6 separate regions of the Homo sapiens genome follow, and regions 2, 3, 4, 5 and 6 are each linked to region 1. A link is a contact called in ENCODE Hi-C data. All regions are on one chromosome and are shown on one strand. The core of a region is the stretch at or near the end of the contact, and the rest is flanking DNA. Distances in the headings are between cores, read along the strand shown.

The links. Hi-C counts contacts between places; a loop is a spot of excess contacts on that map. Pooled maps may share reads with other maps.
Region 2: a pooled map shows a loop between it and region 1 (2.9-fold over the local background). The contact joins the enhancer-like site here to the promoter of SEC14L1 in region 1. A Hi-C loop is called at or near these places in 3 of 37 single-sample maps with no recorded cell type and 2 of 50 pooled maps.
Region 3: a loop to region 1 is called in a pooled map, with 2.4 times the contacts of the local background. The contact joins the enhancer-like site here to the promoter of SEC14L1 in region 1. A Hi-C loop is called at or near these places in 2 of 37 single-sample maps with no recorded cell type and 2 of 50 pooled maps.
Region 4: a pooled map shows a loop between it and region 1 (6-fold over the local background). The contact joins the promoter of PGS1 here to the promoter of SEC14L1 in region 1. A Hi-C loop is called at or near these places in 3 of 37 single-sample maps with no recorded cell type and 7 of 50 pooled maps.
Region 5: a loop to region 1 is called in a pooled map, with 11 times the contacts of the local background. The contact joins the promoter of SOCS3-DT here to the promoter of SEC14L1 in region 1. A Hi-C loop is called at or near these places in 3 of 37 single-sample maps with no recorded cell type and 8 of 50 pooled maps.
Region 6: a loop to region 1 is called in a pooled map, with 2.9 times the contacts of the local background. The contact joins the promoter of C17orf99 here to the promoter of SEC14L1 in region 1. A Hi-C loop is called at or near these places in 2 of 37 single-sample maps with no recorded cell type and 4 of 50 pooled maps.

What each region holds. Positions count from the first base shown.
Region 1 is chr17:77,138,684-77,142,922 of GRCh38, reverse strand. It overlaps SEC14L1 (SEC14 like lipid binding 1), which reads right to left and starts at 1,954. Exons shown (of 17, transcript NM_001143998.2): 1 at 1,816-1,954; 2 at 173-277. LOC105371901 (a long non-coding RNA gene) reads left to right here and starts at 1,484. Exons shown (of 5, transcript XR_934988.3): 1 at 1,484-1,567. RefSeq lists silencers at 1,182-1,476, 1,641-2,090, 2,101-2,310, 2,461-2,670.
Region 2 is chr17:78,731,682-78,735,920 of GRCh38, reverse strand. All of the region lies in intron 1 of CYTH1 (cytohesin 1), which reads left to right. Among named protein-coding and RNA genes, the nearest start is that of CYTH1, 48 kb to the left of the region's middle. RefSeq lists an enhancer at 2,035-2,094. Within about 2 kb of position 2,345, at least 10 of the 41 ENCODE cell types and tissues checked have a DNase peak (open chromatin) inside an H3K27ac peak, as active enhancers do.
Region 3 is chr17:78,704,331-78,708,569 of GRCh38, reverse strand. It overlaps CYTH1 (cytohesin 1), which reads left to right. Exons shown (of 14, transcript NM_004762.6): 3 at 309-373. Among named protein-coding and RNA genes, the nearest start is that of SCAT1, 74 kb to the right of the region's middle. Within about 2 kb of position 2,194, at least 9 of the 41 ENCODE cell types and tissues checked have a DNase peak (open chromatin) inside an H3K27ac peak, as active enhancers do.
Region 4 is chr17:78,376,140-78,380,378 of GRCh38, reverse strand. It overlaps PGS1 (phosphatidylglycerophosphate synthase 1), which reads right to left and starts at 1,730. Exons shown (of 10, transcript NM_024419.5): 1 at 1,571-1,730. The coding sequence starts at 1,713. RefSeq lists a silencer at 1,445-1,684 and an enhancer at 880-1,841.
Region 5 is chr17:78,357,459-78,361,697 of GRCh38, reverse strand. SOCS3-DT (SOCS3 divergent transcript) reads right to left here and starts at 1,250. Exons shown (of 5, transcript NR_110847.1): 1 at 925-1,250. It overlaps SOCS3 (suppressor of cytokine signaling 3), which reads left to right and starts at 1,621. Exons shown (of 2, transcript NM_003955.5): 1 at 1,621-1,948; 2 at 2,515-4,239. The coding sequence starts at 2,603. The coding sequence ends at 3,280. RefSeq lists silencers at 720-769, 1,000-1,199, 1,260-1,569, 1,580-1,859, 2,270-2,509 and enhancers at 1,617-2,265, 4,212-4,239.
Region 6 is chr17:78,144,016-78,148,254 of GRCh38, reverse strand. It overlaps C17orf99 (chromosome 17 open reading frame 99), which reads right to left and starts at 1,870. Exons shown (of 5, transcript NM_001163075.2): 1 at 1,811-1,870; 2 at 1,344-1,376. The coding sequence starts at 1,847. RefSeq lists an enhancer at 628-847.

The DNA of each region.
Region 1 (4,239 bases), core at 705-3,204:
GTAAGTAATCGGTTAAATGTTCACACCTAATTCACAGTCAAGGAGCCCTCCTTATGGGTGCATAATCATTCTCTAGCGCCAGCCTACACGGATTGCTCTAAAAACACACCTGGACTTGCCAGTCCTCTGTCTCCCCTATTTAAAGTGAGAAAGAAAAATCGAATGAGCCTACCTGTCTTGTTGAGGATAATCATTAAGAATGGTACTTTATGCTGAACATGGTGAGAGGATATTCAAACATACAAAACTGAATATCCTCAAGGAGCCCGAAGTCTAGCTGTTAAAAAAAAAAGAGAGAGACAAATTACCAAGATGTATTTTATTTCAGAAACTTCCAAGATTCCTTTTTTTTTTTTTTTTTTTTTGAGACAGGGTGTCTCTCTGTTGCCCAAGGTGGAACACAGTGGCACAATCTCCACTCACTGCAGCCTCCACCTTCTAAGCTCAAGTGATCCTCCTGCCTCAGCCTCCCAAGTAGCTGGGACCACAGGCACGCACCACCATATATATTTTTTGTAGAAGGTTTCCCCATGTTGCCCAGGCTGGTCTCAAACTCCTGGGCTCAAGGGATCTGCCCACTTCAGCCTCCCAAAGTGCTAGGATTATAGTCATGAGTCACGGCGCCTGGTATAGAATTCCCATCTATAGTACTAAGGTTTAAACAGGTTTGGAACTTTCTCTGGTATGTCTGGCATACCTCTCAGAGGAGAGGTCATGGTGGAAAACATCGCCATCTGACAGTGTGAAAACGGCTAAGGAATGACTCTGGGTGACCACGAGTAAGCCATTTGACTTCCCTAGGACTCAGTTTCATCTCTGTAAAATGAGGTTTTCGGGGAGATGATCTTGAAAGACTTCCACCTCTAAAACCATGAGAATGAGAGCCAAACTCCCAAGTTCTCCAAACTCAACTTGAAGCTTTTCTAATATTCATCTTGATTATGCGACTGACACATCCTGATGTGCTGGGACCACGTTCTTTTTCTTTTGCAAACCTTACAGTGTTGGTGCACAGTGGGAATCCAATCATCTTTTAAAAATTTAATTGGGAATATTAATTTTAGGGTACTCTCCCAGATATGAGGACGATAACCGGGTACAAACAAGAGTTGGGGGAAGAAGCAAAAAAGCGTAATGCTCGTTTAAGAAACGGTAACATCCATTCAGGATTCCACCGCCTGGCAGAACTGGCTACACTCACTTAAGAACCTGCTAATTCACGAGCTTGTGAACCACAGCCAGGTCTCAGCTGCCGATGCTCTGGTCCAGATAAACGCCCTACGCGGGCATCCGGAGTGACAACGACCAAGTGGCATCCAGGAGCCGGACGGCCTCCATTGCATGACAATCGCTGTTTAAACAGGAGCCAAAGGCCAGACCCACTGAACGCATCCCGAGCAGGCTCGAGGGGCGGCCGGCGCCCGGGGCTGCTCAGCAGGGGTCCCGCGCGGCTGAGCCCCACGGGGCCAAAGCCCCGACCGACGGGAGAGAGGGGCGGGCACTGGCTCCGGACCCGAAACTCCGCTCTCAGCAAAAAGCGGCTCCCGGGAACTGGAAGCCTGGCGAGGTGGGGGTGGGGGCGGGGGAGGGGGGCGAGGGGCGGCGAGGGGCGAGCAGGGGGGCGGAGGGCGAGCAGGGGGGCGGGGGCACGGCCCGTTTCGGGTGCCGGGCCGATGGCAGCCGGGGCTGGGGAGGGACAGGCTCAGCAAGCGGGCGGCCGGGAGTTCCGGGGGGCCCGCCCGAGAGGCGCCGGACTCCACGGAGACCGGGACCGGGGCGAGGGCGCACTCGGACCCGCCGCGACGACGCGCCTACCTCTTGTCAGAAAGGCCGGGCCTGGGACACGGGGTGGCGAGGGGCGCTCATACCGGCGGCTCCGCGGGGCAGTCTCGGTTCCACTGCTCCGCGACCGTAGCTCGACCGCCGGTTCCGGGGAGGGGGCCGGGGAGGCGGGAGGGGGAAGGGGCGCGGCGACGGCACTTGTGGTTGTTACGGGTGACGGGGTGGGCGGGGCCGGGCGCCGGGAGGGGCGCGCGTGCGCGGCCGCGGCCGAGGGAGCGGGGGCGGGAGCGGGCGATGGTTGCTAAGAAAGGGGAGGGGGGAGGACACCCGGGGCCCGAACTGCGCAGGCGCGAGCTCCGACCCGCGAGCGTGGGAGGAGCTCGGAGAAGGCGCCGGCCCCGTCGCACTGCTGGATGTGCCCGAGGTCCTCGTGGCCCCTCCCAGTTTTGCGTCACTTGTTGGGGGCGGGGCCGGGCTGGGCTTCGCGAGTAGCGGGCGGAGGCGGAGTGAAGCCCCAAGGGGCTGCCGGCGTGCAGGGGAGGGGTTCGGCTGAGCGGGAAAAGGGAAGTTTGCGGGAGGTCAAAACCACCGGGGCCCTCCCGTATGGCTGCTGCTCTGAGGCCTGCCTCTGGTCGCCCTGGCGGCTGCCCCCGTGCTTCCTCATTTCTTGTTGACTGTTCAGGAGCACCAGGCTGCTCGCGCCAGTGCCCCGACCGCATTCTCGCCGAGTAATGGGGAGGAGGCGGACGCCGGTGCTGCGCGGCCCAGGGCTCGGGAGGGCCCGGGTGAGCCCGGGTGGAGCCCAGCGGCATCCTTGTCAACACATCCAGACGGCTCTAGTGTCGGGCCGCGGGCTTGAAACTGAGACGCGCGCCCAGGGCCTGCCCCTCGGAAACGAGGGTGCCAAGGTGGGGCTGCTAAGTAGCTCCCGAATTTCAGCAGGAGAGCACCGTCCAGCCCCAATTTTCAATCCGGTACCACTGAGACATTTTGGGGTCCTTAAGAGGAGCTCATGACTAGAAAGGGGCACCTCGCATGCCCACCCACACAGCAAAGCTGGTTTTATAACCAACATGCAATTTCACTGTCAAAGTCACTGTTGTTCCGTTCACATTAGTCACCCTGAGTGGCTGTACATTTCATGCTGCCATTGGACAGAACGTTTTTGGACCTGTTTAGGAATTTCCATCAAAGCCAGTTTACCAGACACACAAGCAAATCATTCATGGCCTCATCACCCCTTGTGTTCCACGTCAAACCATCATCTTCCAGCTGGGTCACCTACATTATTCACTACATTCAGTCTGACTGGCTTTTGCTTGTTTGTAGAAATCACATCCACCGGCCGGGCGCGGTGGCTCACGCCTGTAATCTCAGCACTTTGGGAGGCCGAGGTGGGCGGATCACGAGGTCAGGAGATCGAGACCATCCTGGCTAACACGGTGAAATCCCTGTCTCTACTAAAAATACAACAGATTAGCCGGGCGTGGTGGCGGGCGCCTGTAGTCCCAGCTACTTGGGAGTCTGAGGCAGGAGAATGGCGTGAACCCTGGAGGCAGAGCTTGCAGTGAGCCGAGATCGCGCCACTGCACCCCAGCCTGGTCGACAGAGCGAGACTCCGTCCCAAAAAAAAAAAAAAAAATCACATCCACCTTCAAAAGACGCTTTAACGCCGTTGCGGTGGCTCACGCCTGTAATCCCAACAGTCTGGGAGACCTAGGTGGGTGGATCACCTGAGGTCAGGAGTTTGAGACCATCCTGGTCAACACGGTGAGACCTCGTCTCCACTAAAAATACAAAAAGTAGCCGGGTGTGGTGCCAGATGCCTGTAATCCCAGCTACTTGGGAGGCTGAGGCAGGAGAATCACTTGAACCTGGGCAGAGGTTGCAGTGAGGCAAGATCACGCCACCTGCCCTGCACTCCAGCCTGGGCTGGACTCCAGCAAGACTCCGTGTCAAAAAAAAAAAAAAAAAAAAAAATTCACCTGACCTGCTGAACTTCTAGATGCAACCACCAGTTTACAGGAAATACAGAATAGAGGAACATGCTAAATGACACCATGAAAAACAATTGGCAAAGTACAGACTGTGGGAAACGGTACAAGACAAATATATTCTTTATCAAATTCCAAAGGAAAAAAAGAGGGGAATGGTCAATCTATAGATTAAAAGAGATTGGGAAATTTGTTGAGCCATACATTCATTTATGATTTGCAAGCTTTTATATGTATATTATACTTCAGTTAAACATTTTGAAGAAAAAACAGACTTGAGACATCAACCAATCACAAAAAACTTTATTTCCATTTTTTTTTTCTTGAAACAGTCTCACTCTGTTCCCCAGGCTTGAGGGCAGTGGCATAATCATAGCCGTCTGCAGCATCATCACCTGGCCTCAAGTGAACCTCCCACCTCAGCCTTCTGAGTAGCTGTGACTACAGGCATGTGCCACCACGC
Region 2 (4,239 bases), core at 1,096-3,595, 1.6 Mb before region 1:
AGCCCTGGGTCAACACAGGAGTTGTGTTTGTGGATGTGTGTGTGTTTTATTGTATTTTATTGTGGCACCTTATCAGATGGTGGTGTTGTAATGCTGCAAGACAAAATAGTAAAATGCGTACTGGGTTGTAGCTGGTAATGTGTGATATTTTTAAGTTTGGAATAAATATCTGGCTATGTTTCAAGTGGATTTTGTGAAAGTTGTAATAAAACTTGGGTGTCCTCTTTAGGCTTTTCCCACTCTGGTTCACTATAAAGCACATTTGAAAGCCCCACCTCTAAGTGCAAATGATCCTGGACAGTGTCCACGGGCGACACTGAAAGCTGCAGCACGCGTGGGGGACGCTGGGAGGGAAGCATGCACAGGTGTCCATAACGATACTTCTGTATCTGAAGAGGGGTCAGTAGTGAGGGGACGTGCCAGGCCAGGGCTGAACTGCCTGCTTGGTGCTTTTCTAACTGAAAGGTGAGTCCACACTAGCCAAGATCTAGTTCCAAAGGGAACACTTTTGAGAGTGGAAGAGGACACTAGTGACTATGCTGGGACAGCAGGAGTGAGCCGGGCCTGGCCATGGTCCCTCACGCTTACTTGCTTCTGGTCCTTCCGGGTGAGCCTAGCTTCAGACCCACCGGAGGTGCTGTGTAATAGTCACTTTTTATCCTGGAGGCTTCAAAAGTCAACATGAACTACCCTAATCAACAGTGGGAGTGATGGGGGTGGGGCATGAGGTTAGGGGCCGGGAGCTTAGAGGTAGAATTACTGAACAGCTTTGCTTTGACCAAGTAACCTTAAAGAACTGGTGCTTCTTCGCTTCCCTTACCCCCTCCCATGGTATTTCCTTGTGTTGTCACCTGGGACTGAAGGCAGTGTTGCCCTTTAAACCACTGCTAAAATAGATGCCCTTAGACATTGCCGTGAGAGACAGAGTGGCATTTAGGTAGGTGTAAAAGGAGGGGGACAAATGGAGTTTCCTCTGGCAGGTCCCTGAGATCCCAGGGGAGGGCAGAAGTTAAGAGTCAGTTATGCTTTCCATAGAGCTGCTTTTAACTAGACTTACGCCCTAAAGAACACGCCTAAGAAAGGGTATGTGGGGGTTTTTGAAAATATTCTTTAAGGAAGTCAGACTCTTCTGCTGCATTAATCTCAAACCCACAATTTTTAGGTTAAAAATATTGCTTTCTGGCTGGGCGCGATGGCTCACACTGATAATCCCAGCACTTTGGGAGGCCCAGGCAGGCGGATCACCTGAGGTCAGGAGTTCCAGACCAACCTAGCCAACATGGTGAAACCCTGTCTCTACTAAAAATACAAAAATTAGCCGGGTGTGGTGGCAGGAGCCCGTAATCCCAGCTACTTGGAGGCTGAGGCAGGAGAATAGCTTGAACCCAGGAGGCTGAGGTTGCGTTGAGCCGAAATCGTACCACTGCACTCCAGCCTGGGTGACAGAGTGAGACTTTGTCTCTAAAAAAAAAAAAAAAAAAAAAAAAAGCTTTTTTTTACCTGGTACATTGGTACATTGGTACATACATTCGTCAGTTTTCATTCTGTATATGTGTGTTAGTGAGAATTAACCAGTTTAATTAATTGGGCACTATTTTCTTAACTGCCATAAGTTATTATTATTTTTAGCTATTTAATCTTGTTAATGTCAGTCCCCCTTGATTTGCCTTTTTTTTTTTGAGACAGAGTCTCGCTCTGTTGCCGAGGCTGGAGTGCAATCTTGGCTCACTGCAACCTCTGCCTCCTGGGTTCAAGCGATTCTCCTGCCTCAGCCTCCTGAGTAGCTGGGACTGCAGGTGCATGCCACCACACCCGGCTAATTTTTGTATTTTTTGCAGAGACGAGGTTTCACCATGTTGGCCAGGCTTGTGTTGAACTCCTGACCTCATGTGATCCACCCACCTTGGCCTCCCAAAGTGCTGGGATTACAGGCGTGAACCACTGTGCCCGGCCTTGATTTGCCTTTGAACTCTCTCTTTGGCATCTCTTTGGGATAGATTCCAAAATCTTTGGTGTGGGACCTGAGGCCCTTCACAGGCAGACACTAAGCCCCCTTCAGGGTGCCAGTTCAGCCCTGCTGTGTCCTGGGCCTTGCCCTGTGGTGTGCCCATTGTTGCTGGCCTCTGTCACTTCCATACACTTTATCTTGCTTGGTATACACCATTCTGTTCTTGTCCATCTGGGGAATCCGTTGGTCCTTCAAGTTCTGGCTCACAGGTTGGCCCCTCTGAAGCCTCTTGGCATCGCCTGGAATTCTGTGAGTACTTGCTGCACTTGGCCGCTGTGGCCGGGTGTGCTGCTGCTACGGGCTTACATGCCTGTCCCCACTGGCCTTCACTTTCTGTGCAGGCCAGGGACTGGAGCTGTTTAAATCCCAGCTCCAAGCACAGGCTGCGCCTATGGCAGATGCTCAGTAAACGCTGAGCTGAAGTGAATCTGTGTATTTCAGTAAGAGAAAAAAAAAAGAGCTGAGGATGCAGCCGGTGACCGGAATGTGAATTGGGCTCTATTGGTAGTGTACCCGAGGTAGATTATTTGTACTCATTGAGTCTTTATCTTACCTGTAAACTGATGAGAACAGTGTATAGTTCATTGTCAGGAAATATGCAGAGTTACAGTTGAGCTTTGTTGGAAAATTTAAAAAAGTGGAAATGAGAAAACATTTTAAGCTGTAAGATAGCATGTGTGTATAAACTAGTATTATTTGTAGGAAAATATGCCAAATAGAATGAAGTATAGGCTTCCTCAGTGGGACACTGGATTTTCAGATTGCTTCTAAAATGCTGTCCTTGACGTGAACTTTCCATGTTATCCTTTTTTTTTTTTTTTTTTTTTTTTTTTTTTGAGATGGAGTCTCACTCTGTTGCCAGGCTGGGCGTGATCTTGGCTCACTGCAACTTCTGCCTCCCGGGTTCAAGTGATTCTCCTGCCTCAGGCTCCCGAGTAGCTGGGACTACAGGAACGTACCACCACGCCCGGCTAATTTTTGTATTTTTAGTAGAGACAGGGTTTCACCATGTTGGCCAGGATGGCCTCTATCTCTTGACCTCGTGATCTACCTGTCTTGGCCTCCCACAGTGCTGGGATTACAGGCGGGAGCCACCGCGCCCGGTGGTTATCCCATGTTTTAATGCGTGCCATGTGATTGTGGTAGTCTCTAGTTGGACAAGTTGCTCAGGTTGTGGTGTTTGCAGGAAGACCTGAGGTGCTGTAACTATCAATTCATATCCCCCTAGATATTTCTCACTCCCTTCCTTATGGATTTTGTATTTTGCAGAATCAGAAATGGTTACATCTTTATTTTTAAGCAGGAGCATGTTTGGCATTGTACAAAGCACACATCATAGCAAGAAACCTGTATCACCATCTGCTGTGACAAGTTTTGAAGAGGATTCACTCTGGTTTGAATTTTATAGGCTTTCCTGTTGAGTACACCAGAGATGAATGCTCACGGTATTACACAGAGGATTAGAACTGCCCTTTCTTCTTAATGAAGGTGAATAGAAACAAGGGCTTGGATTCTGCCCCTCTGAAGAAAGCTGACCCTTATCCATTATCTGAGTCTTTGTGTAGCCTCCCAAGTTTTCTCTTCATTATGGAATATGAAAGCACAGGACTGGCTGTGGGGGATCAAGACCCAAAGTCTGATTAGACAGGAGGGATGTGGAAGGCAACAGGTGGAATTTTCTAAGATGTCAGTATCGGTGGAGAGAAAAGGCAGGTATCTTAGGTCTTGGTAGGCACAGGTCTGGGCATTAAGAGCCTTTATCAGCCTGCAGCGTGGTCAGCCGAAGGGAGGACAAAGTCAGGGACTGTAGATGCAGATAGGAGGTAGAGTTGGAGCAGGAGTGGCCCTAGGAAACAGCAGAGATTCCCGTTTTCATCCACCCCTCCCTGTGCTTCAGGAGGGTTCGCAGGAACCTGTGTGTGGCTGCAGGCTGACAGAACCTGCATGCAGTTTACTGCTGGTTAAATCAGAGATGCTGGGCTAGACCTCCTGGAAATTTTTAGTAGTATCCATCTCTCATTTTTCCCTTGGATTTTGATAATCCTGCAAAGGCAACTTTACTGGATTTATAGTGTTCTTGTCTCTGCCTTTCTTTCTGTTTTCAGCCTAGCTGAGATTTCCTTTTTATTTGTTTTTTTTTGTTTTTTTTTTTTTTTTGAGACGGAGTCTCGCTGTCGCCCAGGCTGGAGTGCAGTGGCACTATCTCAGCTCACTGCAAGCTTCGCCTCCCG
Region 3 (4,239 bases), core at 945-3,444, 1.6 Mb before region 1:
GAGGCAGCCAGGTTTTGTTTTTCACACAGCATATATGCTTATAAACTTTCCTAGACCGTAAACTCCTTGAGGTCAGAGGCTGTATTCTTTTCTACCTTGGTGTTTTCTGGAATGCTTACTGTTTGGTAGGCACTCAATAAATATTTCTGAAACATGAATTTTCCTAATTTACTTTTTGCATTTTTGTCATATTTTGTTTCATTTTGCTTTATTTTGTTTTTGGTTGGAGGGAGTTATGTGAGATTTTAGAAGTTTTAATTTGATCTGCATCTGCCTTTCCTGCTGACTCTGGACTGTCTGTTTTATAGAGGCTGAAGGATGAGATAGCAGAAGTAGCTAATGAAATTGAAAACCTGGGATCCACAGAGGAAAGGTGAGTCTGCCCTGCTGCCAGGTGGCTTCTGTGGTTGTAATTCCTTAAAGCACCCAGGCCTTAATTATGCTTACGTGGCACATTGAAGGAAAAAGTCAGCTTTGTGTCTTTCTAATTCTAGCAAGCACATACACACCCATAATGTCTGCCTTCCATCCTTCACCGCAAGGCCTCCTGAACATAGGAGCTTCTTCCAGTGTTTAAAAAATTGAACTGGAGGCCGGGCGCGGTGGCTCACGGCTGTAATCCCAGCACTTTGGGAGGCCGAGGCAGGTGGATCACGAGGTCAAGAGATCGAGACCATCCTGGCCAACATGGTGAAACCCTGTCTCTACTCAAAATACAAAAATTAGACGGGTGTGGTGGTGCACACCTGTAGTCCCAGCTACTCGGGAGGCTGAGGCAGGAGAATTGCTTGAACCCGGGAGGTGGAGGTTGCAGTGAGCTGAGATCGCGCCACTGCACTCCAGCCTGGTGACAGAGCGAGACTCCGTCTCAAAAAAAAAAAAAAAAATTGAACTGGAGAACTTCAAAGGTCCCAGAAAGCCTTAAACTGCTCCTAAATTTTTATGTGAATTACTCCCCTCTGTTGTCCACTGTCGGTGTGCATTTTAAAGTTTCTGTTTTTCCTTTGTGTAAAGGAAAAGCTTAATGAATGCTGCTGATACGATTTCAAAGGGCTGGAGTGTCCAGTCATGTCTGAGGATAATCGTGAGCTTATTTGCACCTTCCTAATGCTTAAGGGAAGAAAATGTAGAAATGCGATGATAGTATAAAAGGACAAGGACTCTGCTTTTTTTTTTCCTTTTATTTTCATGAAATGTTAGTGACTTTGAGAGTTTAGTTTTGAATGGGGTTCCCAGACCGTTTTCTGACTGCTTAATGCAATAAATGAGCTGTTTCCAATTCACTACATGTCTGTATTTTTCTAAGCCTAAGTCTTCCTGTCTGGCTTCGTAGGACTGTTTGATTTGTTGTTTTAGACTCCTGTGGGCAGTGCCTTCAGGGTATAGTGAGGCTGAGTCCTCCACAGAAGGCAGCCAGCTCACCACGGCCAGTCTCTGTATTGTCCATTTGGTATTTTGGATTAGTTTCCCCTCTTTCCATTTTAAACACTCGTAGCTTAAATGAAACGGATACGTTGGACTTCATAAAAATTTAAAACTTCCGCTTTTGTAAAAGATAAAACTATTAAAAACTATTAAAAGAAATGAACAGGCAACAGATTAGAAGTAAATATTTGTAACAAATATATCTGAAAAAGGACTTGTATCTAGAATATATGATAGAAAGGCAGCCCAAATAAGAAAATGGGCAAAAAACTTGGACACTTTACAAAAGAAGCCATATGTGTAGTAGACACATGAAAAATGCTTAACATCATTAGTTGTAGGGGATGTAATTTAAAACCACCATGAAACGGTACTTCACATCCCCTATGATGGCTAGAATTAAAAAGACTGATGGTACCTCATGTTGGCAAGTGCTAGTGAGAATAAAATAATATAACCATTTGGGAAAGAAGTTTGGCAGTTTCATCAGCAATTCAACTCCTAGTTACTTAAGAGAAATGAAAACATGTCCATACAAAGACTTGTACAAGAATATCTATAGCATTCTTATATAAAATAACCAAAAGCTGGAAATACCCTGAATGGCTGCCAGCAGGTGACTGGATAAACAGGTCGAGGTAATAGACTATTACTCAGCAGTGTGAAGGAATGAACTGCTAGCGTGCAGCAGCACGGATGAATCTCACGAACATTGTGATGAGTGAAAGAAACTGTGGGCACCGTGTGCTTCCATGCGTGAGCATCTAGAACATGCAAACTAAGCTGTGCTAGTGTGCTAGCCGAAATCATGACAGTGCTGCCTCCGAGGTGGTTGCTGGGGCGGGGTGGGGTGGGGTTGACTAGGAAGGGCCATAGGGAACTTACAGGGATGGCAGGAATATTCTGTATTAATCTGAGTGGTGCTTCAAGGGTATATGCACTCATCAAAACAAATTGAACTGTGCACTTAAGGTGTGTGCATTTTGTTAAATGTAAATTTTACCTCGATCTTAAAAATGTAAAAAAAAATGGCTTTTTTCTGACTATAAAGGTAATACACCTTTACTGCAGAAAATTGGTAAAATACAGAAAAGTATAAAAAACAAATTTCTCATAAACACTTATCCCAGAGATAATCAGGATTCATATTTTGGTACGTTTCCTTTCTGTATATTCCGGTGTCTGCACACACATATTCAGAATTCAGTGTGCCCTTTGTTTTTCTCTTGATTAATTCTCTGTCAGTTACCATAGAACAGCAAGGAAACGCAGACACCAGGAACGTGAGTGCATCCAAAGTACTCAGCCAGTGAATTTGGGAAGACTTGTAACTCATGAACTGCATCTGAAGTTGTGAGTCAGGAAGTAGTCTTTAGGTTATTATTATTTTTTAATCTGGAACTTAAAATGGTTTTCCGGTATCGAAAGCGCCAAGACGGAAGTGATTCTGCACATCCCTGAGGATCCATCCATACGGGTACTCAGGCTCACCCTGCATTTGTTTCTCAAGCAGGCATTACATTTGCTCGGACTTTCTTATAGGAGAGAATTCATGTTTCTCATCGACGATCTGATGCATTTTGTAGGAATGATCCTAAATACTATTTAATCAAGCAGAAATAATATACTCATGTAGTACAGGATTTCACTTTCTGAAATGTATACGCGTCAGTTAACTAAGGCGATCCAGTAGCAGTAAGCTGTTTTCCTTTGGACACCTTAACTGGGGTGTCAGACCTGTGTAGGCTGGGGAAAGCCACTTAGAGAAGTAGCTGCCTAAGGCCTAGAGCTATAGGGGCTCCAAGTGGGGCAGATAGAGAAGTGAGCTGGCTAGCTAATGAAATTAGGGAGCCATCTCTGGTGTGTGTCCCAGGCAGTCATGTGGCACAGACTGTGACTGGCGGATATCTGGGAGTGTGCGTTCTGGTGGCTGCAGGAAAGCCTTTGGTGAGGACTGGACTGAGGCCCAGGAAGCTGAGCATTCCCAGGAGTTTCACCCCTTGCTTCTGTGGGCACCTCTGACGCTGCCTCACCACTTACACTGGAAACCATGAAACAGGCCTTCCTTGTGGTATTTGTTTGGAAATACTGATCAAAGTAATCTTCCTGGATTTAGAAAAAAATGATTAGACAATCATTTTAGTTAAATAGGAATTTCTAGATACCTGGTCATAACCCTTCATTCTGGCTGAAATTAAATGGTGTTTCCCCCATGACTTTGTTTCCTAAGGCAGCTGTTGACAGGGGAGCCCAGATTATCTTACACCTGGAAGTTCTGATACTACTCACAGTTTTCAGGTGTTCCTTTCAAAAGGTCAAAACAGCCTGGATGCGATGACTCATGCCTATAATACCAGCATTTTGGGAGGCCAAGGTAGGAGGATTGCTTGAGGCCAGGAGTTTAAGACCAGCCTGGGTTACATAGCAAGACTCTGTCTCTACAAAATATTTTAAAAAGTAGCCAGTTGTGGTAGTATCTGCTTGTAGTCCTAGTTACTCAGGAGGCTGAGGCCGGAGGATCACTTGAGCTCAGGAGTTAAAGGTTGCGGTGAGCCACAGTCACACCACTGTACTCCAGCCTGGGTGACAGAGCAAGACCCTGCCTGTAACAAAAACAAAAACACAAAAAACACCAACCCTCAAAACACTTAGGAATATTTTCTTCCCTCCATGGATTTAGCTAGAGAACACATGTGTTCTTTAAGGCAATAACATTTTATGATTTTATTTCCGAGCAACTTTTTTGCTCTCGGAGATTATAAAATTACTATTGATATTGATGGCAGTGGTTCTTAAATTTGGGTGCATACCAGA
Region 4 (4,239 bases), core at 481-2,980, 1.2 Mb before region 1:
TGAAGCAAGCTCTTTTCTGTACCTAGAATCAGTACACATGACTGGACCCCAGATCTCTGTACTAGATGTCTGACCCCAGGAGGTCAAATCTCACCCGAGGAGTACACGTACAGATAGAAAATCTAACACAATGCAACCTCAACTAAAGGAAGCAGTTCTAAGATTTTTTTTTTTAAAGATCAAGTGTAAGACTCAATTAAGAAACCTATTTGCAGCCGGGCACGGTGGCTCACGCCTGTAATCCCAGCACTTTGGGAGGCCGAGGCAGGTGGATCAACTGAGGCTGGGAGTTAGAGACCAGCCTGACCAACATGGAAAAACCCTGTCTCTACTAAAAATACAAAATTAGCCGGGTGTGGTGGCTTATGTCTGTAATCCCAGCTACTCGGGAGGCTGAGGCAGGAGAATCGCTTGAACCTGGAAGGTGGAGATTGAGGTGAGCCAAGATTGCGCCATTGCACTCCAGTCTGGGCAACGAGTGAAACTCCGTCTCAAAAAAAAAAGAAAAGAAAAGAAAACTATTTGCACACAAGAGAATTTTTTTTTTTTGAAACAGAGTTTTGCTCTTGTTGCCTAGGCTGGAGTGCAATGAGGCAATCTTGGCTCACTGCAAACTCCACCTCCTGGGTTCAAGCGATTCTCCTGCCTCAGGGTCAGCCTCCCAAGTAGCTGGGATTACAGCCATGCACCACCATGCCCAGCTAATTTTGTATTTTTAGTAGAGACGGTTTCACCATGTTGGTCAGGCTGGTCTTAAACTCCTGACCTCAGGTGATCCACCTGCCTCGGCCTCCCAAAGTGCTGGAATTACAGGCGTGAGCCACCACACCCGGCCAAGAATTATTTATCCCCTTTTTTTTAATATTAGCAAGCCTCAGGTCAGCATGTTCTTGGCAAATGTTTATTTTAAAAGACCACTGCCTGAACAAATTGCTCCAAAGCCTACTTCATCATTTACATAACTTCAGTACTTTTCCAGAACACAGGCCCTTTGAAATGTGTAAAAAGTGTTTCGAGTGGCTCCTCTTCCCATGCCTGAGTGTTACTAAGGATTGCTTCACAGCTTTTTCTGGCAGGATGTGAGAAACGCTCTATACACAAAATCCCAGCAACGGTGATTCACTCACAGCCAGGCTTACCTAAGGAAAAGACCCCTCTGAACTCTCCGACACTCACATCCTGGGGCCGAAACCATGATATAAACAGCCTCTGGAGCTTGACCGAAGCTCCCTGAACGCACACACAGTCCCTCTTTTAACGTGTAAGTGCACGGTGGCCGGGGCTCGCCAACAAGCACGGTGTAGACGGGGAGCAAGGACTGGCCGGGCTGCGCAGGAGGCCCGCCGGCTGGACCCGGCCGATAATGGAGCACGAGCCGCCCACCCTCCCTCAAGAAGGCCAGTGAAGAAGCACATAGGTCAGGCGCCGAGCCCCGGGAGGCAGAAATGGGCCCGGAAACCGGGGAGGGACTCGCTGCGGATGCCCAGGACGCTGGGGCCGGGAGTTTGAGCGCCGGGGGGCCGGGCTGCAGCCGCGAGGGCTGCACTCTCATCCCGGCCGCCCCTCTCACCTCCTGCGCTGGCGGTCCCGGTTCCTGCCGAGGCGGTCGGACAGGCGTCCCAGGAGCGCGGCCAGCCCTGGGCGGCCAGGCAGGAGGCCCAGCAGTCGCCTCCAGAACACGGGTCCCGCCGCAGCTGCCGCCGCCACCGCCATGGAGACTCGCCGCTTCCGCTTCCGCTCCCGGCGGGCGCGAACTTTATTGACAAAGGCGAGCGCGGACACGGCTCAGGCGCGCAGGCGCGGAACCCCTGGCTCGGGGAGGGCGGCGCTGCACCGCCCCCAAGCCTCAGTTTCCCCTCTGGGGGACACAGGCGAGGAACAGTGGTCGCGCCGCAGGAGGGGGTCGGAAGCCGGCCCGTTAAATCCGTAAGGGCGCCAGGTGGCCTGCATTCCTGCAGTCACTCGTCACAGGTCGCGGAGGAAAGGATGCGGCGCAGGGGCTCTAGCACCGTCACGCTTGGCTCCAACTCACCAGCTGTCAAAAAAGCTTTTGTTTGTTTGTTTTGAGACAGAGTCTCGGTCTGTGTCCCAGGCTGGAGTGCAGTGGCGCGATCTTGGCGCATTGCAGCCTCGACCTCCCGGCCTCAGGGGATCCTCTCAAAGTGCTGGGACCACTCCCAAAGTGCTGGGACCACCAAAGTGCGTGTGCCACCATGCCCGGCTAATTCTTTACTTTTTTGTCGAGATGGGGGTCTCACTACGTTGCCCAGGCCGGTCTCGAGCTCCTGGGCTCAAGAGATCATCCAGCCTCAGCCTCCCAAAGTGTTGCCATTACAGACATGAGCCACCGAGCCTGACCACTGGCTGTCAAGATTGACTCCTCGGCCGGCGCAGTGGCTCACGCCTGTAATCCCTGCACTCTGGGAGGCAGAGGCGGGTGGATCACCTGAAGTCAGGAGTTCGAGACCAGCCTGGCCAACCTGATGAAACCCCGTCTCTACTAAAAATGCAAAAAATTAGCTGGGCGCAGTGGCCCATGCCTGTAATCCCAAACTACTCAGGAGGCTGAGGCAGGATAATCGCTTGAACCCAGGAGGTGGAGGTTGCAGTGAGCCAAGATCGAACCACTGTACTCCAGCCTGGGCAACAAGAGCAAAACTCCGTCAAAAAAAAAAAAAAAAAAAAAAAAAAAGGACTTCTCACTGATAAGTGAGGGAATTACTGTTTGAGGCTCTAATTGATAGGGTGTTCTTTAGACTTGTACAACACCCCTAAGGTGTTAAACTTGAACAAAGTCTGTTCTTGTACAAAGTCTTGTAACCTGGTTAACGCTGACTCACTAAGGTGCACAGAACCACGGAAAATCCCCACCAGACTGAGAGAGGAATCATTTTTCACCCTGTTAGCCCCAGAGGCTGCAGCTCCATGGCACAGAACAGCCTAAGCAAATCTGTGTGAGATGAACAGTCTTCCACCCTCCTGATATGCCCAAGTACACAGATATCACTGGCCCCTGGCAACACACAGTTCTATGCCCAAAAAGCTGACGGAGCACATCCTCATACACCAAGAACACTTTTTTTTTTTTTTTTTTTTTGAGGCAGGGTTTCACTCTTGTCACCCAGGCTGGAGTGCAATGGCGCAATCTTGGCTCACTGCAACCTCTGCCTCCTGGGATCAAGAGATTTTCCTGTCTCAGCCTCCGGAATAGCTGGGATTACAGGCGTGCGCCACCACGCCTGGCTAATTTTTGTATTTTTAGTAGAGACAGGGTTTCACCGTGTTGGCCAGGCTGGTCTCAAACTCCTGACCTCAAGTGATCCACCCAACTCGGCCTTCCAAAGTGCTGGGATTACAGGCGTGAGCCACCGCGCCCGGCCCAAGAACACTTTTTGCAGCTAATTTTAAAATGGAAAACTTTGTGGCATTCTGAAAGGCAGGAGAGGTGATCTCTGATCTGTAATATGCAGCTCCCTGGCTGACCCACATAGGCTGGGACCTGGAAACTGGAAAAGCTGTAGGACATAATCATAGTCTGCCGTGTTGTGAGGTTAAAATGATATGGACACGTGGGCCGGGCGCAGTGGCTCACACCTGTAATCCCAGCACTTTGGGAGGCCGAGGCGGGCGGATCATCTGAGGTCGGGAGTTCGAGACCAGCCTCACCAACATGGAGAAACCCTGTCTCTACTAAAAATACAAAATTAGACGGGCATGGTGGCACATGCCTGTAATCCTAGCTACTCAGGAAGGCTGAGGCAGGAGAATCGCTTGAACCCGGGAGGCGGAGGTTGCAGTGAGTCGAGATCGCGCCATTGCACTCCAGCCTGGGCAACAAGAGCGAAACTCAGTCTCAAAAAAAAAAGATATGGACACACTGAAAAAAACACTCCAAAGTCCACTTCCACAGATTATGCAGGGAAATCAACTACACATTCCCACAAGAATGTTCATCTCAGCCTTGTTCATGATATCGGAAGTGTGGAAGCAAATCTTCAGGGTAGGGGGGTTGGTTAAATAATGATACATCGGTATGTTGGAAGACCACACAATCATAAAAATAACATGTTCTGGAAGAATATTTAATGACATTAAGTGTAAAAGCCAAATTACCAAGGAGTAGCGTAGAGACCATCTCATTTCATTAAAGGAGAGGAAGAAAGAGGAAATGCGTGTATGTACACAGAAAGACTGAAAGTAAATACCCCCAAATGTTAATGTTGGTTATTTGGTGCCATT
Region 5 (4,239 bases), core at 1-2,500, 1.2 Mb before region 1:
GTGTGTCTTGTCCAAATCTCACTGAGTCCCCAGCACATGCTGGGGAGAGGTGATGGCACGGACTGAGGATACAGTGGCAAAGGCAGTGCGCACCTATCAATTCCAGGGCCGGCAAAAGGGCCAGTTCTGGGTTCTGGCATCCCAAGCTCCCTGTCCCTGGCGGCAGTCTCTTCCTTCCCTTTCAGCACCTCATTATCCTGGTATCTAGGAAGAGCGCAGGGCCCCAGGCCCACAGCGTCTGCATCCCGAGAGGTGAAAATCTAAATGCCACTGAGGCAGCTCTCGGGTGTCCCCAGCACCACACAGCCCATTTGGGGACAAGATGACAAAACTTGCCATCCTTCATAAGGCTGGCCCCGGGTCTCCAAGCCCAAACTATCTACGTCAGTGCCAACGTGACCAGCAGCAAACCAATCTTTCACCTCAATCACTTCCTCTCCTCCCCTCTACCCCCTCCCCGCCAGTGATCAAGTCCTCCCCCACCCCAAGAGAGGCAGGGGGTCACATTCCAGGGGGTGTGGGCCATCTGGCAGTAGCCTGAACCCCGGAAAACTGCTTTCCGGAAATTCTCTCCTGCTAGAATTTTATTCCCAGGTCTGACCCCAGCCTGGGGTGTGAATGCCCCCTTCTCGGCCACCTTTCCAGCTCCGGAGACAGCCATTCCCGCAGATCCCTGGCGTGCCTATTCCAAGGCCTGGGCCGCGCAGCACCAAACTGCCCTCCCCTAGGAGACCCCAGGGCGCCCTCTGGCGGACGCGGGCCGTAGGTTGGGGCCATCGTTCCACCTCGAGCTCTCCAGCCCGGCCGAGAGCACCTGGCCCAACCCACACCGGACCAACCAGGTTTGCAGACCCCAGTGCATGAAAGCGTTTTCATAGGGGAGGGGAGGGGGGCTCCACACTCGCGTCAGGGTTGGCAAAGAACCTGGCAGTGGGCCGAGGCTGGGTAGCTGCCACGAAGGGGCGTCCCCTGCAGCCCTGGGTCTCCCCTCTGGAATCTGCCCGCAGGTGACTGTCGCACGTCTCCAACCTCCGGCTCCCGGGTCTGACCCCAGCCCCGCTGCCTGGCTGTGGGGTAGCCCCACTTCCCTTTCGGCTGGCCCGGGCCGCCTGACCCGCAGTTGGGCCCTCGGGGAGGCCCGGGTGGCGGCGAGGGGGTGTCCCCGCGGGGTCCGGGAAAAGGGGAAGGGGAACCGGGAGGCTCTCCAGGTCGGCCTCCTAGAACTGCCCGCTCTCCCGAAGCGGCGCCCCCGCCTCTGCCAGAAATCAGCCTTCTTAGAAGGGAGGGGGGTGGGGGGAAAGTGTGAATGAGAAGTTGGGGGCGGAGCGCGCGGCGGGGAGGGGCCGCTGCCAGGAACGCGCCGCCGGGGCTGGCGCCGCGCCCACCGGCCGCCTCGGCCGCCTCTCGTCGCGCTTTGTCTCCGCGCGCGTCCCTCCCGGTCCCTGCCCCTGCTCGCGGCCCGCCCTCGGCGCCCGCGGCCCCTCCCTCACCCTCCGCGCTCAGCCTTTCTCTGCTGCGAGTAGTGACTAAACATTACAAGAAGGCCGGCCGCGCAGTTCCAGGAATCGGGGGGCGGGGCGCGGCGGCCGCCTATATACCCGCGAGCGCGGCCTCCGCGGCGGCTCCGACTTGGACTCCCTGCTCCGCTGCTGCCGCTTCGGCCCCGCACGCAGCCAGCCGCCAGCCGCCCGCCCGGCCCAGCTCCCGCCGCGGCCCCTTGCCGCGGTCCCTCTCCTGGTCCCCTCCCGGTTGGTCCGGGGGTGCGCAGGGGGCAGGGCGGGCGCCCAGGGGAAGCTCGAGGGACGCGCGCGCGAAGGCTCCTTTGTGGACTTCACGGCCGCCAACATCTGGGCGCAGCGCGGGCCACCGCTGGCCGTCTCGCCGCCGCGTCGCCTTGGGGACCCGAGGGGGCTCAGCCCCAAGGACGGAGACTTCGATTCGGGACCAGGTAGGAAGGAGGAGCGCGGCGTGGGGAGGGGTCTCGCTCAGTCCCGGGAGCTTTTCCCGGTTTCCCCTCCCCTTCCCGGGTCATTCCCGGCAGGGAGGTGACGAGGTAGGGGCAGAGCGGATGGAAGCCGGAGATCCCAGGTTCCCGGAATACTCCGGCTGGGGCCTTCGGGCTTCTCCTGTCCCCTCCCTACCCCCGTGCCTCGGGTTTCTCCCTCCGTCCACACCGCCCGGGGCTACTGGACTGAGCGGCGCCCAGGCAGTCCCGGGGGCCCTTCTCCTGCTCCCCACCCGGCCACACTCCTGGAGACCTAACTTCCGCGCGCGAGTTTCCCACGCTGCGCCCTTGCAGTGCGCGCCTGGGAAGGGGCTGCCCGGGGCCACCCTGCCGGCAGGGGCGGGAGCCGTGCGGGCTCCGTGAGGCGCCTGGATCGGAGCGCGGGCCCAGGAGAGGGCCCCCGGGGCAGTGGGTGCCCCAGTCGCTCGGCGAAGGCAGGGGAGCCGGGGCGGGCCGGGCGCGCTGGAGGGTTCCGGGCACTCAACGCGCTCGCGCCTTCCTCTCCGCAGCCCCCCGGGATGCGGTAGCGGCCGCTGTGCGGAGGCCGCGAAGCAGCTGCAGCCGCCGCCGCGCAGATCCACGCTGGCTCCGTGCGCCATGGTCACCCACAGCAAGTTTCCCGCCGCCGGGATGAGCCGCCCCCTGGACACCAGCCTGCGCCTCAAGACCTTCAGCTCCAAGAGCGAGTACCAGCTGGTGGTGAACGCAGTGCGCAAGCTGCAGGAGAGCGGCTTCTACTGGAGCGCAGTGACCGGCGGCGAGGCGAACCTGCTGCTCAGTGCCGAGCCCGCCGGCACCTTTCTGATCCGCGACAGCTCGGACCAGCGCCACTTCTTCACGCTCAGCGTCAAGACCCAGTCTGGGACCAAGAACCTGCGCATCCAGTGTGAGGGGGGCAGCTTCTCTCTGCAGAGCGATCCCCGGAGCACGCAGCCCGTGCCCCGCTTCGACTGCGTGCTCAAGCTGGTGCACCACTACATGCCGCCCCCTGGAGCCCCCTCCTTCCCCTCGCCACCTACTGAACCCTCCTCCGAGGTGCCCGAGCAGCCGTCTGCCCAGCCACTCCCTGGGAGTCCCCCCAGAAGAGCCTATTACATCTACTCCGGGGGCGAGAAGATCCCCCTGGTGTTGAGCCGGCCCCTCTCCTCCAACGTGGCCACTCTTCAGCATCTCTGTCGGAAGACCGTCAACGGCCACCTGGACTCCTATGAGAAAGTCACCCAGCTGCCGGGGCCCATTCGGGAGTTCCTGGACCAGTACGATGCCCCGCTTTAAGGGGTAAAGGGCGCAAAGGGCATGGGTCGGGAGAGGGGACGCAGGCCCCTCTCCTCCGTGGCACATGGCACAAGCACAAGAAGCCAACCAGGAGAGAGTCCTGTAGCTCTGGGGGGAAAGAGGGCGGACAGGCCCCTCCCTCTGCCCTCTCCCTGCAGAATGTGGCAGGCGGACCTGGAATGTGTTGGAGGGAAGGGGGAGTACCACCTGAGTCTCCAGCTTCTCCGGAGGAGCCAGCTGTCCTGGTGGGACGATAGCAACCACAAGTGGATTCTCCTTCAATTCCTCAGCTTCCCCTCTGCCTCCAAACAGGGGACACTTCGGGAATGCTGAACTAATGAGAACTGCCAGGGAATCTTCAAACTTTCCAACGGAACTTGTTTGCTCTTTGATTTGGTTTAAACCTGAGCTGGTTGTGGAGCCTGGGAAAGGTGGAAGAGAGAGAGGTCCTGAGGGCCCCAGGGCTGCGGGCTGGCGAAGGAAATGGTCACACCCCCCGCCCACCCCAGGCGAGGATCCTGGTGACATGCTCCTCTCCCTGGCTCCGGGGAGAAGGGCTTGGGGTGACCTGAAGGGAACCATCCTGGTACCCCACATCCTCTCCTCCGGGACAGTCACCGAAAACACAGGTTCCAAAGTCTACCTGGTGCCTGAGAGCCCAGGGCCCTTCCTCCGTTTTAAGGGGGAAGCAACATTTGGAGGGGATGGATGGGCTGGTCAGCTGGTCTCCTTTTCCTACTCATACTATACCTTCCTGTACCTGGGTGGATGGAGCGGGAGGATGGAGGAGACGGGACATCTTTCACCTCAGGCTCCTGGTAGAGAAGACAGGGGATTCTACTCTGTGCCTCCTGACTATGTCTGGCTAAGAGATTCGCCTTAAATGCTCCCTGTCCCATGGAGAGGGACCCAGCATAGGAAAGCCACATACTCAGCCTGGATGGGTGGAGAGGCTGAGG
Region 6 (4,239 bases), core at 621-3,120, 1.0 Mb before region 1:
AAGCTGAGATCGAGCCATTTTCTTTTTTTTTTTTTAAGAGATGGGGGTCTCACTGTGTCGGTCAGGCTGGTCTTGAACTCCTGGGCTCAACTGATCCTTTGGCTACAGCCTCCCAAAGTGCGGGATAACAGGCATAAGCCACTGAATGTTCTTATTTTTATTATCATCTGTCCCCCCAACCCCCACTAGAATGTAAGATACAGGAGGGGTTTGTTTCAGTGCCTTGCCACATTCTCAGGGCCTGGAATTGTGCCTGCAACCAAACAGGTGCTCAAGTATTTGTTGAATGAATAAATGATTTATCAGTCAGTCTCTTAGGAGTTTAGTTAGCAGGACTTGGTTGGCAAGAATCAGAGAAGTCGGGAGCCAGCCAAGAGGGGGAGGCGGAACTGCCCTGCACAGGTACTTCCCGGAGCCCCAGCTGCCTGCTCTCTTTTTAGCAGCCACACCAACAATGTATCCGTTTTTAAAGCAAATGAGGAAATAATGGTTCAACCTGGGCCTCATTCAAGTGAGAATGGCGTCATCATTACCCTGTACCTGCCCTTTAGCAAAATAGAGGGGGAAGGCCCTGCTCTGTAACCTGATGGCCTAGCAACAAGGGGCAAGGGTTAGTTGGGACAATATAGGGAGGTGACTGTCCATCCTCACCTTAATGGACATGAGGGGAGGGGAGGGAAGGATGGGGCAAGAAAGTGCAGGCAGAAAGATGGAGCAGGCAAAGATGAGGAAGCAGGCCAGGCTAGGGGCTGTCAGGGACCTTCCCCAGCGTCCCCTCCTCCCTGGTCCTGTACCCAGCTGGGTCCCAGACACTCTCCACTCCCCACCTGCCTCTATAAGGAAGGCAGCCTCGTGTATGTCAGGCCCCTGGGGGAGCCTTAACTTCACCATCCTCTCACGGCCCTCCTCCTGGTCAGAGAATCCCAACCTCCCAGGCCCCACCAGAATTCCCCAGCCCTCCACGGGGCCTCGCCCACCGGGCAGAGCTGTGAGGGTCTCAGGGGGGGCTTCTGCTCCCGATCAGGGACCTGGGGCAGAGTGATGAGGATGCACCTGCCCAGGGAATCTTCCCTCCAAACAGCCCAGCCAAAGGCTGGAAGCTGAGCAACTTCCCTGCCTGTGTGCCCCGGAGGTCCCCACACTGGCCTGCTTGGCCTGCCCATCTCCATCACTCCTAGGGCCCTGCAGGGTGAAGAGAGTGTTCCAGAACTGTCCAGCCATCCTCCAGCACACACCTCCCCACTAGTAACTCCCTTCCCAGCCGAGGCGCCCTCCACCATGGGGGTTCTGACACCAGGGTCCCAGCTGGGGGACTTCTCCCTGCAGCAGGCTATGCCACTTACCTTCCTCCCGTGCCTTGGAGAAGCTGCTGGCAGCTGTAAGAGAGGTAAGGGCGATAAGGAGAGGGCCTGGTGTGGAGGGGAGACCAGAGACAGCCTCGAGACCCACCTGCTGAAGCCAGGAGGGAGGAGCAGGCTGATTCTTGGTAGTGAGGCCCCAGGACTCAGCTGGCACCATCACTCACAAAAGCTCTTTTGCGCCCCTCCCCCCACAACATCGCCTCTCATCCGCCCATTTCGCAGATGGGTAAGTAGTGAGCCCAGAATGGTGCAGAAATCCCTGGACCACATATACAGCAAGTTTAGGGGCTGGTCCGAGACTCAAGCCCAGATCTTTCCCTCTCTGTCCATGTTTCCAGAGGTGCCCTTCCTTCAGGCCTCATCTCTCCTGTGCTCCCAGTACCCCCACCTGAGCCCAAGACCTCAAGGCCCCAGCAGCAGCCCCACCATCACGTCCCTGGTGGACTCACCCAGCACGGCCAAGCAGAACAGCCCAGGGAGCCCCATGCCTCGGTGGGTGTAGGGCCTCTGCTCGGGCAGTGAGAACCTCCTAGTTCCTGGCCTCCCCCACCCTGAGGCCCCTGGGATGCTCCCTGGGTGGGTGCCTGCAGTGGGGAGATAACCTGGAGGCCGCAGCACCCCAGGGCCTCAGCTACCAGGGCGGGGCCCAGAGAGCCCCGGCAGGCCCGGTACAGCAAACTCCCCCTCAATCCCCAGAGAAGTGGAAGGAGTTTGGACCTTGAAGCCAGACCAGGGCTTAGACTCAGCAGTCACCTCTGAGCCGCAGGATCCCGGGCTCACGTGGTGGGCAGAAGGTGTCCATGCTCCGCGGGGCACAGTGGCTCACACCTGTAATCCCAGCACTTTGGGAGGCCTGGATGGGCGGATCACCTGAGGTCAGGAGTTCGAGACCAGCCTGGCCAACATGGCGAAACTCCATCTCTACTAAAAATCAGCCGGGCGTGGTGGCGTGCGCCTGTAATCCCAGCTACTCGGGAGACTGAGGCAGGAGAATTGCTTGAACCCAGGAGGCGGAGGTTGCAGTGAGCCAAGATCACGCTACTGCACTCCAGCCTGGGCAACAGAGTGAGATTCCATCTCAAAAAAAAAAAAAAAAAAAAAGATGTCCACGCTGTAACTTCTGGAGCCCGTGAGCACCATGCTACGCGGCAAGGGGAATGAAGGCTGTGAGTCTTCTCATTTTGAGAGGAGGAGCCCGTCCTACATGACCCAGGTGACCCTCATGTAATCACTGGGGCCTTTCCAAGCAGCTGGGGACCTGCTGGGCTGAGAAAAGGCAGCCCCACCCATGATGGTTCACAGCCGGGAGGCCAAGGCTGCACCCAGCCCCAGAATGAAACCCCAGACCGACGAGGCCCCTGGTCCTGGAGTGTGATGGGTCCTGGAGTCCTGGGTCCCGGAGCGTGGTGTGCCCAAGCACCGCCCTTCAGAAGTCCCTCAGGCCCCACTGAGGGTGGTGGGAGGTCACATGGATGGTCATTCCCCAGGGAACTGGCCCCAGTGCTGGCCTTGGCCAGCAGCAGACCCAGCTGCATCGCAGGCAGTGTGTGTGCAGAGTTCAGCCACAGAGCCTCCTGCACATGCAGGGAGGGTGGGGGTGAGCAGGGCCTCCCAGAGCCCCGAGGCCAGGGCTGGGGCCAGGCATTCCCCGGAACACAGAGAGATGTAAGGGCGCAAGGGATTGAGGCTGGGGCCCTGCCAGCTCCGCTGTGGGCCACTGCACCCGGCTTTGTGCCCAAGCTCAGCCTGGGGCTGCTGGACCAGCCTGTCACTTTCTGGCCCGGCTCAGTTTCCCACACTTTGTGTGGGGAATGCCTTTTCTGGCTGCCTCCTTCAGGAATATGTCCCCTGCCACCAGGTGACCATTGCCTCCTGTGGGAGCTGCTGCCACCTGTGGCTCCTGACCGGTCAATCACACTCTCTGCCCCTGGGCACCGTCCAGGAGTGAACACCTGACCAAGGGAGGCCACTCACAGCCCCGGCCCAGCTCTCCTCTCAGCCTTTCCCAGGCACTTGCTGCACCGGAGGCCTGGGTGTGTTGGGAAGCTGGTCTGAGGGAGTGGCCCTGCTGACCAGGGAGTGGCCAGAAGGATGGTGGGGAGGCAGGTGCAGGTGTCCTGGAGGTCACTGCAGACTGGCTCTGTTGACCCCTCGGTGGCCCCCTCTCCCAGCTGGCATGAGTCCGTTTCTGCACCTTGCTACCCATGGTCCCGGGGATGGAGGCTGCCTCCTGTGCACCCACCGGCCTCTCTGTTTTCGGTTTCTCCCAGCTGGGGAGCAAGAGCATTTTCTCTTAGTTTCTTAGTAAAACTCCCTTCCCTTCCCAAAGTCTGTTCTCACTTCTGCTGAAGGCGGGTGGGGAAGGGAACTGAAGACTGAAGGGAGCCAGAGGTCACTGGGGAGCTGGCTGGCTGCCCAGGCCCTGGGCTGCTGGCAGCCTCTTGCCTGGAGGCCAGGGAAACTCACTCTTTTTCTCCACGTGGTGGTGTTCAGGGGAACCTTGAGTTAAGGCAGCTCATGAGGAGCTCTTCCTCTTCCCAGTCTGTGGGGAAGCTGGGGTCAGAGAGCGAAGGCAGACTCATGGGCCATTTTCCCCAGGCCTTGGGGGACCCAAACATCTCTCCTGCACCCCTCCGCCCCCAGGAATCACTTGTGCACCGGTCTGGCTGACCAGTTCTCTGGGCTGCGCTGCCCCTCTGTCCAGACTGCAGAGTAAGCCAGGACACAGCAGCCACGCCTCCAAGGTCACCCCCAGGTCACCCTGTGTGGAGTTTGGGGGCCCCCAAAAGCTCTCTAGCCACCCGCTTCAGGCTGATGTTCTGTGATTTTTGCTCGCAGAGGCCACTGTCCTCTGTAACAAATGCTCTTCCCAGCGTCT